Regions from separate parts of the Homo sapiens genome. Here region 2 is linked to region 1. A link is a contact called in ENCODE Hi-C or POLR2A ChIA-PET data. All regions are on one chromosome and are shown on one strand. Each heading gives the region's core, a stretch centred on a gene start or an enhancer-like site at or near the end of the contact. The rest is flanking DNA. Distances are from core to core; before and after follow the strand shown. Region 1 has its middle 27 kb from the start of LINC00870. Region 2 overlaps LOC105377158 (a long non-coding RNA gene).

Region 1 (5,949 bases), core at 3,233-5,732:
GAATTCAGCTGAGCAGAGATGAAGGCAGCAACATCCAGACGTGACAAATGACCTGTCGCTCCAACAGAAACCGCTAGAATCAAACACAAAGAAAGGAAATGGATGGGAAGAAGTCAATTTTGAGATTACTTCCCAGCCCCAATAAACTGCAATTTCTTGAAAAACCAGTTGCATATGTTTGGCAGCAGCTTTGCCAAGAAGGTCCTCTGAGAAAGGATTCCAGATGGATAGTATGTTTCCCCAATAAGTCTCTTGTCTCCAGGCTCCAGGAAGACCTGGCAGGGGCCGGCGTTGCAGCCCAACACACATGAGGGACCCATTGGCTTCTTCAAACTTCCCACTAAATGTTGTGATTAACCACGCTGTGGCTCCAATTAGATCAAATCAAAGCAACATGTTAAAAGAATAGCAGCAGGAGGTAATGTGCATATCATTAAAGAACAAGTTACAAATATGAGTCCTTTGGTGAGCCTAATAGACACATGTCGCGTGGAGCTGAGACAAATGTTGAGTCTGCTGGTTTGAGGTTGCACCCTGAGTTTGCCATGGGTTGGGAGCTGAGTAGATATTAGTAAGAATGTTATTAAGGAATAATAGCTATTTTTTAGGGCTTCCTATGTGCCAGACACTGTGTGAAGTGCTTTGCATGCAATACTAATGAAGTAGGTTGTATTTATTCCATTTTATGCTGAAGAAACTGAGGACCTAAGCAGATGGGAGAACTGATAAAGGTTAAACAGTTAACTAGTGGCTGGGTCTGCCTGAATCCAAAGTCCACCTGATTTTAATTTTTTATTGAAATTCAGGTATAACTTACATATAGGAAGATACGGACATCTTAAGTGTAAGGAACTATTACCTATGTGTACACCTATGCAACCACCACCCAGCTCAAGCTATGGAGCATCCCTTGCCTTCCAGAAGGTTCTCTTATGCCCCTTTTCCAGTCACTATCACTCCCAAAGAAAGTGCTGCTCAGAGTAGTTTTGCCTGTCCTTGAACTTCATAGGTGGCAGCCTACAGTGTGTGCTGTTTTGTATCCAGCCTCTTTCACTCAACTTGTTTTTGAGATTTACCCATGTGTATAGTGCTTGAATTAGTAGCTCATTCATTTTTCATTGCTGAGTAGTATTCCACTGTAGAAATATACTGCACTTGATTGATTTGTTCTGCTGATAGAAATTCAGGTTGTTTCCAGTTTTTAAGGCCAAGGGCTTTTAACCACACATATTTCACTGTAGATTGATGAAGGCAGCTGGGTTACTTGTTGTCGTTGTTGTTTGTTTGTTTGTTTGTTTGTTTGAGACAGAGTCTCAGTCTGTCACCCAGGCTGGAGTGCATTGGCGTGATCTTGGCTCACTGCAACCTCCGCCTCCTGGGTTCAAGCGATTCTCCTGCCTCAGCCTCCCAAGTAGCTGGGATTACAGCTGCATGCCACCATGCCTGGCTAATTTTTTTTTTTTTAATTAGAGACAGGGTTTCGCCATGTTGGTCTGATCTCGAACTCCTGCCTGCCTCGGTCTCCCAAAGTGCTGGGATTACAGGCGTGAGCCACCACACCCGGCCAGCTGAGTTACTTGTAATAGTCGGGAAGGGGAACTTACATGAAAAAAGAAGGAGGTTTCAGAGGTCACAACTATGAGCAGTAAAGCTAAGAAAAAATGAAAGCTGAACGGGACCCTCTTACTCTCAGATTTCTGCATGGCTCCCGCCCTTGTCTTTCATTCCAGCCTCTGTTCAGATGTCACATTCTGCATACAATGGCACCTCCTAACAGAAGAAATGATGGCATGGGCATGCAATCTGCAAAATCCATACCACAGGATATTCTAGGGGACAAATGACCTGGCCATTTCAACAAAAACCTGCAAGAAACAAAAACGAAGAAAGGAAATGGGTAAGAACCTAAAGACTGAAAGAGATTTGTTAGAACCTGAATTTAAGTAAGGTTCATAGCATGCAAAAATATTCGTGACAATGGGGAGGTGTGAACACTGATGGGACATGATTGCATATTAAGGAGTCCTGGTTATTTTTTAAGTGTGATAATGGCATTGAGGTTATGTTTTGTAAAAGTCCCTATCTTTTAGAGTTAAAATAAATGACACCTCTCCACCTTCACACTCTATCTTACTTACCTTGTGCAGGGGAGGAAAGATTTCTTTTCACAAGAGAAAAGCATAGAAATTTATTTAATATAGTTTTATATGACATGGGTCCCTTTAGAAGTGAAAGACCGCAAAAAACAACAACGGGGAAACCTGTGTATTTTTACGCTAAGTTTCATGAAGAGGTGGATAGTCCTGGAGCAGTGCGATTGGACAAAGGGGGTGTGATCTACTGATAATAACCTGGGGGCCTGTTTGTTCAGATTCTTTGCTGAGTTCCTGCTTCATATACTCTCCTTTCCTCTGCTTATGACGTAGGCACTGCCCACATGAGTAGTATTCCACTGTATTCCACATGAGGCTCTTATGACCGACTTCAGCAGAAGGTCAGAGGATTCTATGATGTTTGATGGTGTGCTTCAGGGGAGAAGGGTTGGGGTCAAAGAGACCTTCCCGCTTCTGCTGGTTTTCTCAGATGCCAAGATGCTCTATTTTGGGGTAACATGTCCTAAACCCTATCACCTGCCTAATGTTACTTATTAGCTCTCATTTCCCCTGACACTTTCCCTTTTTGTTTTCTTGAGTAGAAGCTTCATAAAGGCAAGACCTTCATCTTACTCACAGCAGTTGATTCTATCACCTTGTATGGCCCCTGACACATAGAAGGTGCTCAATAAATTTTGTTGAATGGATGCATGAAGTGTTTGAGAAAGTTCCCCTGTGAGTAAAATGTCAAAGAGTTGAAAAACAGAAAGAAACAATGAAGCCTGGGGACATGGTTTCTGAAATCAGGTTTTTATTTTATTATTATTATTTTTTACAGTGCAAAGAGCTGGCTGTGAAAGGCAGCTTTGTTAGAACTATTTATGAAATTCTCACTTGTGCCTGACTGCGGGGAGATAAAAATCAACCTCCACAAAGGCCTCCCAGCTTGAGTTGTGGCTGCTGCACTATGGGTTTGTTTATGTTTAGCAGGTGGGGTCCACAGGGAGCCTGTGACCAGGGCAGGGGCTGCAGCAGTTGAAGATATGCCTGTCATTATTTAATTAAATCATCTCGGGCATGTCCCCTAACTTCTCCGAGCCTCAGTTTCATCTATGGTAAAAGGAGGTTGATTATCCATCTACTCACAGGGGTTCTGAGAGAAGCAAAGAACGGGCTGGTCCCAAGGAACTGCATTTGATAAGCCCCCTCCTCCCCCCACCCTACCCCTTCCCCAGGTGATTCTCAAGCTGGTGTCCCTGGGATCACCCCTGGAGAAACCACACCGATGGAAGTCACTTGAAACACAGGAGAAAAGATTCTAAAGTTGTGTCTAAACCAAAAATTGCTAACAGTCAAACTGCCTTTCAAAATTCTCTGGGAAGGGACCTCCCTGGAGAGGACAGCCATCTCTCCATGAGGTCAACACAGACATTGTTTCCTCCAGTGCTGAAACAGACCACCGTGCTTTCCCTGGGCCCCAGATGAACGGGGTGACGTGAGGCTCACCCCCGTTATGGGAAGACACTCTCACTGAGCGGGGCTCGGAGAAACTGGGACCCAGTGGTTGGCACAGCCAGGTTCTGAACGCAGACCATCTGGCCCCAGAGGCAAGGTCCTAACCCCTGTGCAGTGAGGGTGTCCATGGGGACCTCCACGGACCGGCAGTGCTTGGGTTAAAGCAGCCTTAGGGCCGTCGGTCTGGACGCGGCGCACACGCAGAAGTGAAGAGGGGAGGAGGGGAGGTGTTCAGTGCAGCGGAGTTAACCACAGAAACCACGGCGAGGGGAGGCGTGGGCCCTCGCCCGGCTTCGGTGGTCACTGGTCTCACGGGCGGTACTAGGCAGGTGAGCTGTGATTAAAAATTGGCTCAGCCACCGGTCCTTTACCCAAGCTGCTCACAAGTCAGAGAGGCTGGCTGCTTTGAGTTTCCTCTGTTTCTTTCCTTTTTCTTCTTGGTTATAGGCACTGCACAGTGTTAGCATAGCTCAGAAGGAGACCCCGGGATAACAAAAAGGCCTGCACGATCCCCAGCCTGACCATCAACAGGGACCTGCCATGGGTCAGAAGGGACCTGCCCACACATGTCCGCATGTCCTCTGCGGCTGGGGAGGAGGAGGCAGGATTCCTGGCTTCCCTCCAGGCTCTGCAACCACTTCCCCTCCTCCCTCTCTCCTGCTATTAAATTTAGGTCTCTTTCCGGAATGTTCTAAGCCTTTTTAAAGGGAGCAACACACTGTTCCTGCGTTGGCTGTTACCTCTGAGAAACCGGGAATAAATTGCCAAGTAACTGCCGATGGCTTTGAGCCTGGACTCTGGGCTCGGGATCCTCCTAGGCCCACCCCTGGGATGAGTCATCGTCAGTCGGAAGGACCTCTCCCTCCTAAGACCCCTGAGCTGCTCCAGGCGCGGCTGTAAAAGCTGGCCTCGGCATGGCCCCTGTCTCTCCCCACGCCTGACCGCCCTGCTCCTCACCCCACTGTCCTCTCCCTGATGTCAGCTCATTCATTCCACCGGTCTCTGTCACAGATCCCAACAGGCTCTGCCTGTGGCAGCTGCCCCTCACTCCTGGGCAGGCTGATCCCACCCTAACGGTTTCCAACAACTGCTGGCTTTGCCTGAGGGTCCTCTCTGGCTGCCCCAGCCAGCCCAGCCCCTGGTACAAGCCAGGCCAGAAGTTCCAGGGTGTTACCCCTCCAGTCCCCAGCTGCCCTCAGCCATGCCTGGTGGACACACACCCCAGGTCCAGTGCCCCTCCATGGGGATAGCTAAGGTGTGTTTTACTCCCCATGCTGCGGACCCCAGTTCCCCACAGACACACCCTGTAGGGCTTTTTCTCCCTTCCTTGTCTCACTTCCCCTCTCTTACTGGGTCACCTAACCACTTGCACAGACATCTGCGCCAGTGGGAACTCAACCTTGAGAGCGCCTTTCAGAGGCTTAACACATATTCATGGTGAGCCAGGTAACTAACCACTTGGGCCTGTCTTACGAAAAGAGGTGTGACCGCAAACGGACGGATCTGACCCCAGACATTGCAGAGGTCAGCCTCACAGACACAAGGGCTGCTGAAGCACTACTACCAAATTTGCAATTCGCTTTTAAAAGATTTGAGTTCCTACCATGGGCCAAGCAGTGTGCCAGGCTCTGGTGATACAGGGTTGGGCAAATTAGACAAGAACTTTCTTTACTGGGGTATACCTGCTGGTGGAACTATCCAATGACTAAGACAAAAAAAGTCAATTGTTTAAGTGTTATGCAGAGTGTAATGTGTTACTTTAGGTGCTCAGGGAAAGTCATGTTTAGGCTGAGCTATGAATTATACAAAGGAGCCAAATGGATAAAGGTAAGACAGATGGGCCGGGCGCGGTGGCTCATGCCTGTAATCCCAGCACTTTGGGAGGCTGAGGTGGGTGAATTGCTTGAGCCCAGAAATTCAAGAGCAGCCTGGACAATGTGGTGAGACACCGTCTCTATAAAAAATGCAAAAATGAGCCAGGAATGATGATATGCACCTGTAGTCACAGATACCCAGGAGGCTGAGGTGGGAGGATCATAAGCCCAGGAAGTTGAGGCTATGGTAAGCCATGACTGTGCCACTGCACTCCAGCCTGGGCAACAGAACAAGATACTGTCTCAACAGCAACAGCAACAACAACAACAACAACAACAAGACAGGAGATCACAGATAGAGGGAGCAAAAGCATGAAAATGGGAAGCTTTCTCAGAGTGCTATGAATGGAGCGGCTTCCTGGAAGCTGGGCAGTGACTAAGGGCAGTGCCTGGTACAGAGTGTAGGCTCAACCTGGTCTTGGGATTAGGGCAGAATTCTCTGCGGAAGTAAGGAGACATAAATCTGA
Region 2 (5,703 bases), core at 150-2,649, 110 kb before region 1:
GACTGTGAACTCCTTGAAGACAAGAGCACATCTGAATTACCTTTGAATAATCAATAACTAGCACAGGGCCTGGTATGTTGCTGATGTTCAGTAAACATTTATTTACATGAGTAAGTGATAGAATGAAAAAAAACACATTTTTTTTTTCTATCAAGTAAAATTTACTCATGACCATTTTGGGCTATCAGGACCTCTTTTTTTTTTTTTTTTTTTTTTTTTTTTTTTTTTTTTTGAGATAGGGTCTTGCTCTGTCGCCCAGGCTAGAGTGCAGTGACATGATCACGGCTCACTGCAACCTTGACCTTCAGGGCTCAAGTGATCCTCCTACCTCAGCCTCCCAAGTAGCTGAGACCGCAGGGGCATGCCGCTATGCCCGCTAATTGTTAAAATTTTGTAGAAACGGGGTCTCACCATGTTGGCAAGGCTGATCTCAAACCCCTGGGCTCAAGCGATCTTCCCGCCTTGGCTTCTCAAAGTGTTGGAAATATAGGTGTAAGCCACTGAGCCTAGCCTGTCTTTATCATTTTAAGTGAGTGCCCCCTCAGATAGAGAAACCAAAGTCAGTTTTTAAACCCTTGCTTTTTTAACTCTAATCCTCCTGGCACCATCACCACCCCTTAAACCTCCCATTCCAGAATATTCCAGAATGTACCAGGCTGTTCTTAGCTGTAGGGTCTTTGCACTTTTGATTCTCCCTGCTAACTCCTGTTCATTCTTTCCATTTCCTCGTGGATGTACCATTCTCCTTCCCTGACTGCCAGGCTAGATTTGGCTTTCCCCTTCTGTTCTTCCACAGTAGGCCATGCACACACCTACTTAACTTGCCTCCTCCCTCTGAACTGTAGGCTGCTTGAGGGAAGGGAGTGGGGCTTTCCTCACCTTATCTAGGACCTCGCACGGGTCCTGTAGTTCCTACAAGTTTGCCAATACGTCCTGAGCATTGTAACTCCTGGGGAGTTGCTGGGAAGTGCCAGTGGCTAAGTGATAGCTCCTAGCTCTATCTCTAGTTTTTAGCAGTTAAAAGACAATCTTGTCCAAGAATGAGAAGACCACACAAAATGCAGGTGGAGGAGACCAGTCTGGGGAAGCCACTTCCGGGCACCCAGGAACGCCTTGCTGGCTGTACCTCGGCTGGGGCAGGAGCCCGCACGAGAGTTACTTGCCCTTCAGCTTCCATGTTAGACAGGTTGGTTCTCAGCCAGGCTGAGCCCCAGGCACAGAAATAACTACCTGCTCAGACTGGTGGTTCCACCCCCCATCTCCTGCAATATTTTTTCAACAGGAGGAAGTGAAATGAATTAATTATGAGCCGTGTGTGTTCACATGCATGCGTTCTGTTGCCGAGCTCCCGTTCTTGAAATGTGCAATCCCAATTGCAAATGAAACGCTCCCATCCTACCCCGTGCTCCAGAGGGTTTTCATAACAGCGCCTTTGTGGGCTCCCTTGAATGTCTGCCATGCCAAGGAGGCCGCACATTCCTCCGGCGGCTGCCTCGCTGGGCTTTGAGGAAATCTGCTGGCGGCAGCCCCAGTTTGCAGGAGGTGGGAGGGCATGTCGGAAACGTTGCTCTTAATCTGCCCATCTCCCCTTGAGCCCCCAGCAGCCCAGGGAGGAGGGGTTCAGATAAAGCCACATGCAGCAGGCAGATTAAGAGCTGCTGTTTTTATCGCTGCTTTCAGAGTCTCATGTCACATGGGCATTAGCAAGCAGGGGCGAGCAGGGGGGCACGCAGGGATGGGGGAGAAGGGCTGGCACCGCCCACCCCAGCAGCCGTCATGGCCCTGCCTGGAATCACTCGTGGGCAGCTGTAGCAAGGAGTGAAAGACAAAAATGATCCTGAATTGTGGCCTGGAAATATGAGCTTTGTATAGAGGCTCGTGGTGTTTAATGTTCAGAATATTAAATGTAACTGTGATGATAATGACAGCAACTGACATTCACTGTACGCTTACTAAATATTTTTCATATATTATTTAAATTGATCTTCATCATAAGTCTGTGGTGCAGGCACTGCTCTGATTCCCATTTTTCAGGGGGAGCCTTAAAGGAGGTCAGGAATGTGTGGGGGTCTCATGGTAGTCAGCAGTGGAGGTGGGACTTGAACTCGAGGAGCCTGGCTTAGGAGCCTGCGCATTGGCTTTCTCCTCCTTAAAGCCAGGGTGGGCTACAGCAGACAATACTGTTTAGAAGAGCACATGATGGACTTCAGCCTGTCACAGAGCTGTGTTCAGCTTCCAGCTCTGCAGCTTCCTACCTGGGGGCTCTCAAGAGGGTCGCTTCACCTCTCAGGGCCTCAATTTCCTCTGTGTGATACCTGGAGAAGCACACCTGTCTCACAGCTGCTGTCACGATTGAAGAATATAACACATATAAGGTGCCTGGTGGGCATCAAATTGCATCCCTCCAAAAAGATATGTTGAAGCCTTAACCCCCAGTTCCTGAGAATGGGACTTTATTTGGAAATAGGATTGTTGCAGATGTAATTAGTTGAGGTCACTGGGTGAGATGGGCCCTTTCCAATGTGGTTGGTGTTCTTAAAGGGGGAAATTGGGACACAGAGCCAGATACACACAGAGCTAAGACTCAGAGAAGATGGGCCTGTGAGGGCAGAGGTAAGTTATGTGGCCACAAGCCAAGGAACACCGATGATTGTTAAGAACTGCCTTGGCAAGGTGGATTCTTTCCCAGAGCCTTCAGAGGGAGCACAGCCCAGCTGAAGCCTTGATTTTGGACTAGCCTCCAGGACTGGGAGAGAATACACTGTCATTTAAAGCCACCCAGTTTTTGGTACAGTCATCACTTGGTATCCATGGGGGATTGGTTTCAGGACCCCCGTGCACCCAAAATCCAAGGATACTCAAGTCCTTGATATAAAATGGCATAGTATTTGCATATAAACTATGCACACCTTCCTATATACCTTAAACCATCTCCAGATTCCTGATAATATCTAATACAATATAAATGCCACGTAAGTACTTGTTATGTCATATTGTTTAGGGAATAATGACAGGAAAAAAAAGTCTGTGCATGTTCAGTACAGATGTAGTTTTTCCCCCTGAATATTCTTGATTCCATAGATGTGGAACCCACAGATGCAGAGGGCTGACCGTGCTTTGCTATGGCAGCCTGAGCAAATGAAAGCAGTGCTAATGATCATAGAGGCCGCCAGTGCCTGCACTTCTTCTCCAGGCCACCCTGGAGTCACCTGCAGCTTGGTGTGCACAGCATGGCTCTTACCTCAAGCACCAGTGTCTCCCTGCCCAAAGGTTCTCTCTGAATGCAGAGCAAGCCTAGCAGGGCACCGAGGAGGCTGCAAGTGCCAAGAATGAATGCCCTGTGAACAGCCCTCAGTCAGTGAGGACTGCGAGCTGCGGGGTGGATACCCAGCCTCCCTATCTCTGGACAGGATGATTTTGAGTTGTAATCTATGCAGCCTCTCAGAGAATGTCCAGGGGGATTGAGCTCCAGTTGCTCATAGTGGTAACTCATTTATTAATGTCACCTTCCATCCTTATTTCCCTTCCCTTCTCTCCTACTGGTGCTTCCTAATATCACCTCCTAATAAACTGTACTCCAAGCCTTGTCTTGGGGTCTGCTTTGGGGGAGAACCAAGAGAAAGACAGGCATGGGATGATACTCAGTCAAACAGCCCCTGCTTTATCTTCCTGATTACAATTTCAGCCAGAGGCTGGCATCCTTGAGCTAAATGGACCAGTAGCTAGTCTTTGACCAACTGGGAAACTTTGAAGACCCTAAAGGTCCCTGCCCCCAGCAAAAAGCTCTAGCATCTTAGGGAGATGAAGATGACATCAACGATGATGGAGACGGCAATTTACAGGAGTGGGGAAATGACATTAATCAGAATTCTTGGGCACAGCCCTTGGGAGGCTGCTGTCTGGTGGGACTACTCCCCACAGAATCTCAGGGAAGGCTAAGCTGTTGCTTCTCAGGGGCCATTTGAGGCAGAGGGTCATGGGTGGGGAGCCTGGGCTTTTAGAAGGGAGCAGAGGCCAGGGGAGAGATGGTGGGACTCCGAGGGAGAAGATGTGGGCAGGATAATCTCTCCTGGTGACTCCTCAAGCCTTCTGGAAAGTTACTAAGCTGTGCAATTCATGCAGGTGGCAGGATTCTTGTAAAGCAAGTGAAGGGGCCAGGGTCCATGTACAGTCCAAACTGAGCAGGCACAGCAGACACAAAGGTGGAGAAGTAAGGTGGGCAACCTGTTGCCATTGTGGGAAGGGCCCTGGCATCATGCAGGCTGGGTGCAGGGGTCTGAGCCGAGTTGACCCAAATCCCAAGGGACAGAGTAGCATGGAGCAGACATTGGTCATTTGTGGCTGCCCATCACTCAGAAACCCTCTTCCTCCATTTTAGGCAATTTTCCTTGTTTTGAGTCCAGCCTTAACAGGATGGAAGGAAGCAGACATGCATTGCTGGACTCCCTGGCATTTCACAACATGACCCTGCAAGGGCCTGCACATTCGAGGGCCCCACGGGAGCCCAGTGTTCAGAAGTGAGCACTCCGAGGACACGGCCACACAAAGGGAACCCCATCATCTGGCAAGCACAGTGGCCAAGGAATTCTGCCCTTCAGGGGCAGTCGAGAGGGGCCCTGGATAGTGGTTCTGTGTGTCTGAGGAGCTTTCCTCAATGACAGAAGAGCAGTGTTTTCTCAGAAGTCCCCACGGTGTGGCCGGACATGGCTCCTGGCTGTGAAGCTTCAGAGTGGCCTTCCGTACATAGTCCTCCTCGGGTTGCTGTGCTGTGAGCGAGCTTATCTCCTCTAATACATTATTTTTTTTTCTGGTTAAGCAAGCGTGAGTAGATTCTGTTATTTGTCCTTAACAATCCTGCCCAATATGGGTCTGAGTGACTTCTAGATCTCAAAAATAACAGTCAACATTTACTGAGGGTTTAGTAGGAGGCTGGCTGTATCTTACATAGCTTGCATGCATTATTTCAATAGATTATCCCAACAACCACATATGACAGAGGGGGGAGCCTGTGGGGAACTGGATGGCAGGCTCAGGGCTGTATAGATCCAAAACTTGTTTTTTTCACCATCTCTTGGAACCACTGGGCCTGCAACTTTCTTCACTTGCCATGACGGCTGACAGCCTTATTTTGTGTACTGGTGCCCAGATGAAAATTCTCCTCCTTCTTTTTTCTCCCTTTCCACTGCCCTAATGATGAACGCCCGTTGCTAAAAGAAAAGAAAGCTCATGTCTTAGGCTGAATGCATCAAATTATGGTAAAAAGGAGGGTTGGAAGTTGGGAAGATGATCTTTATCTTTCCCACATTTAGCTGAGTAGAAACGATATTGAGTCAAGTCCTGCTATCAAATAGGAATGTCTCCTACCCAATACTCCAAAAATAGGCCATAATCCATACTGGTGGTCACCAAAGATTGAGCTCCGTAGTCATTACTTTTGAGCTCTTTCTGAGGCTGAGAGTACTGCAGATGCACTGAAGAGGATTTTTAGACCCATTTAATAACAGCATGCAGAAGATAAACAAGAAGAAACAATAGCTAACATATGTTGGGATCTTACTACCTGCCAGACACTGCACTCAAGCCTCCTTTTATTTATTATCGATTAGGTGCTATTATTAATAGCCTCAATTTACAGAGAAGGTGCAGTTTGCCTGGGGCCACCCAGTTGGGAAATGGCAGAGCCAGGGTACAGCTGGGAGCAAG

What was found. Hi-C counts contacts between places; a loop is a spot of excess contacts on that map. ChIA-PET counts read pairs that join two places held with the same protein, here RNA polymerase II (POLR2A). Pooled maps may share reads with other maps.
Region 2: a loop to region 1 is called in a map with no recorded cell type, with 4 times the contacts of the local background. The contact joins two enhancer-like sites. A Hi-C loop is called at or near these places in 2 of 168 maps with a recorded cell type or tissue (B cell and prostate gland), 5 of 37 single-sample maps with no recorded cell type and 7 of 50 pooled maps. POLR2A ChIA-PET finds 5 or more read pairs at or near these places in 5 of 52 experiments (A549, B cell, CD4-positive, alpha-beta T cell and 2 more).

What each region holds. Positions count from the first base shown.
Region 1 is chr3:72,175,749-72,181,697 of GRCh38, reverse strand. No RefSeq gene overlaps it. Among named protein-coding and RNA genes, the nearest start is that of LINC00870, 27 kb to the right of the region's middle. RefSeq lists a silencer at 3,840-3,979 and enhancers at 4,080-4,129, 4,140-4,199, 3,968-4,568, 4,520-4,649, 5,240-5,349. Within about 2 kb of position 4,482, at least 14 of the 41 ENCODE cell types and tissues checked have a DNase peak (open chromatin) inside an H3K27ac peak, as active enhancers do; they include prostate gland, where a contact is called at or near this core.
Region 2 is chr3:72,285,072-72,290,774 of GRCh38, reverse strand. All of the region lies in intron 5 of LOC105377158 (a long non-coding RNA gene), which reads left to right. Among named protein-coding and RNA genes, the nearest start is that of LINC00870, 140 kb to the right of the region's middle. RefSeq lists a cis regulatory region at 712-1,948. Within about 2 kb of position 1,399, at least 5 of the 41 ENCODE cell types and tissues checked have a DNase peak (open chromatin) inside an H3K27ac peak, as active enhancers do; they include prostate gland, where a contact is called at or near this core.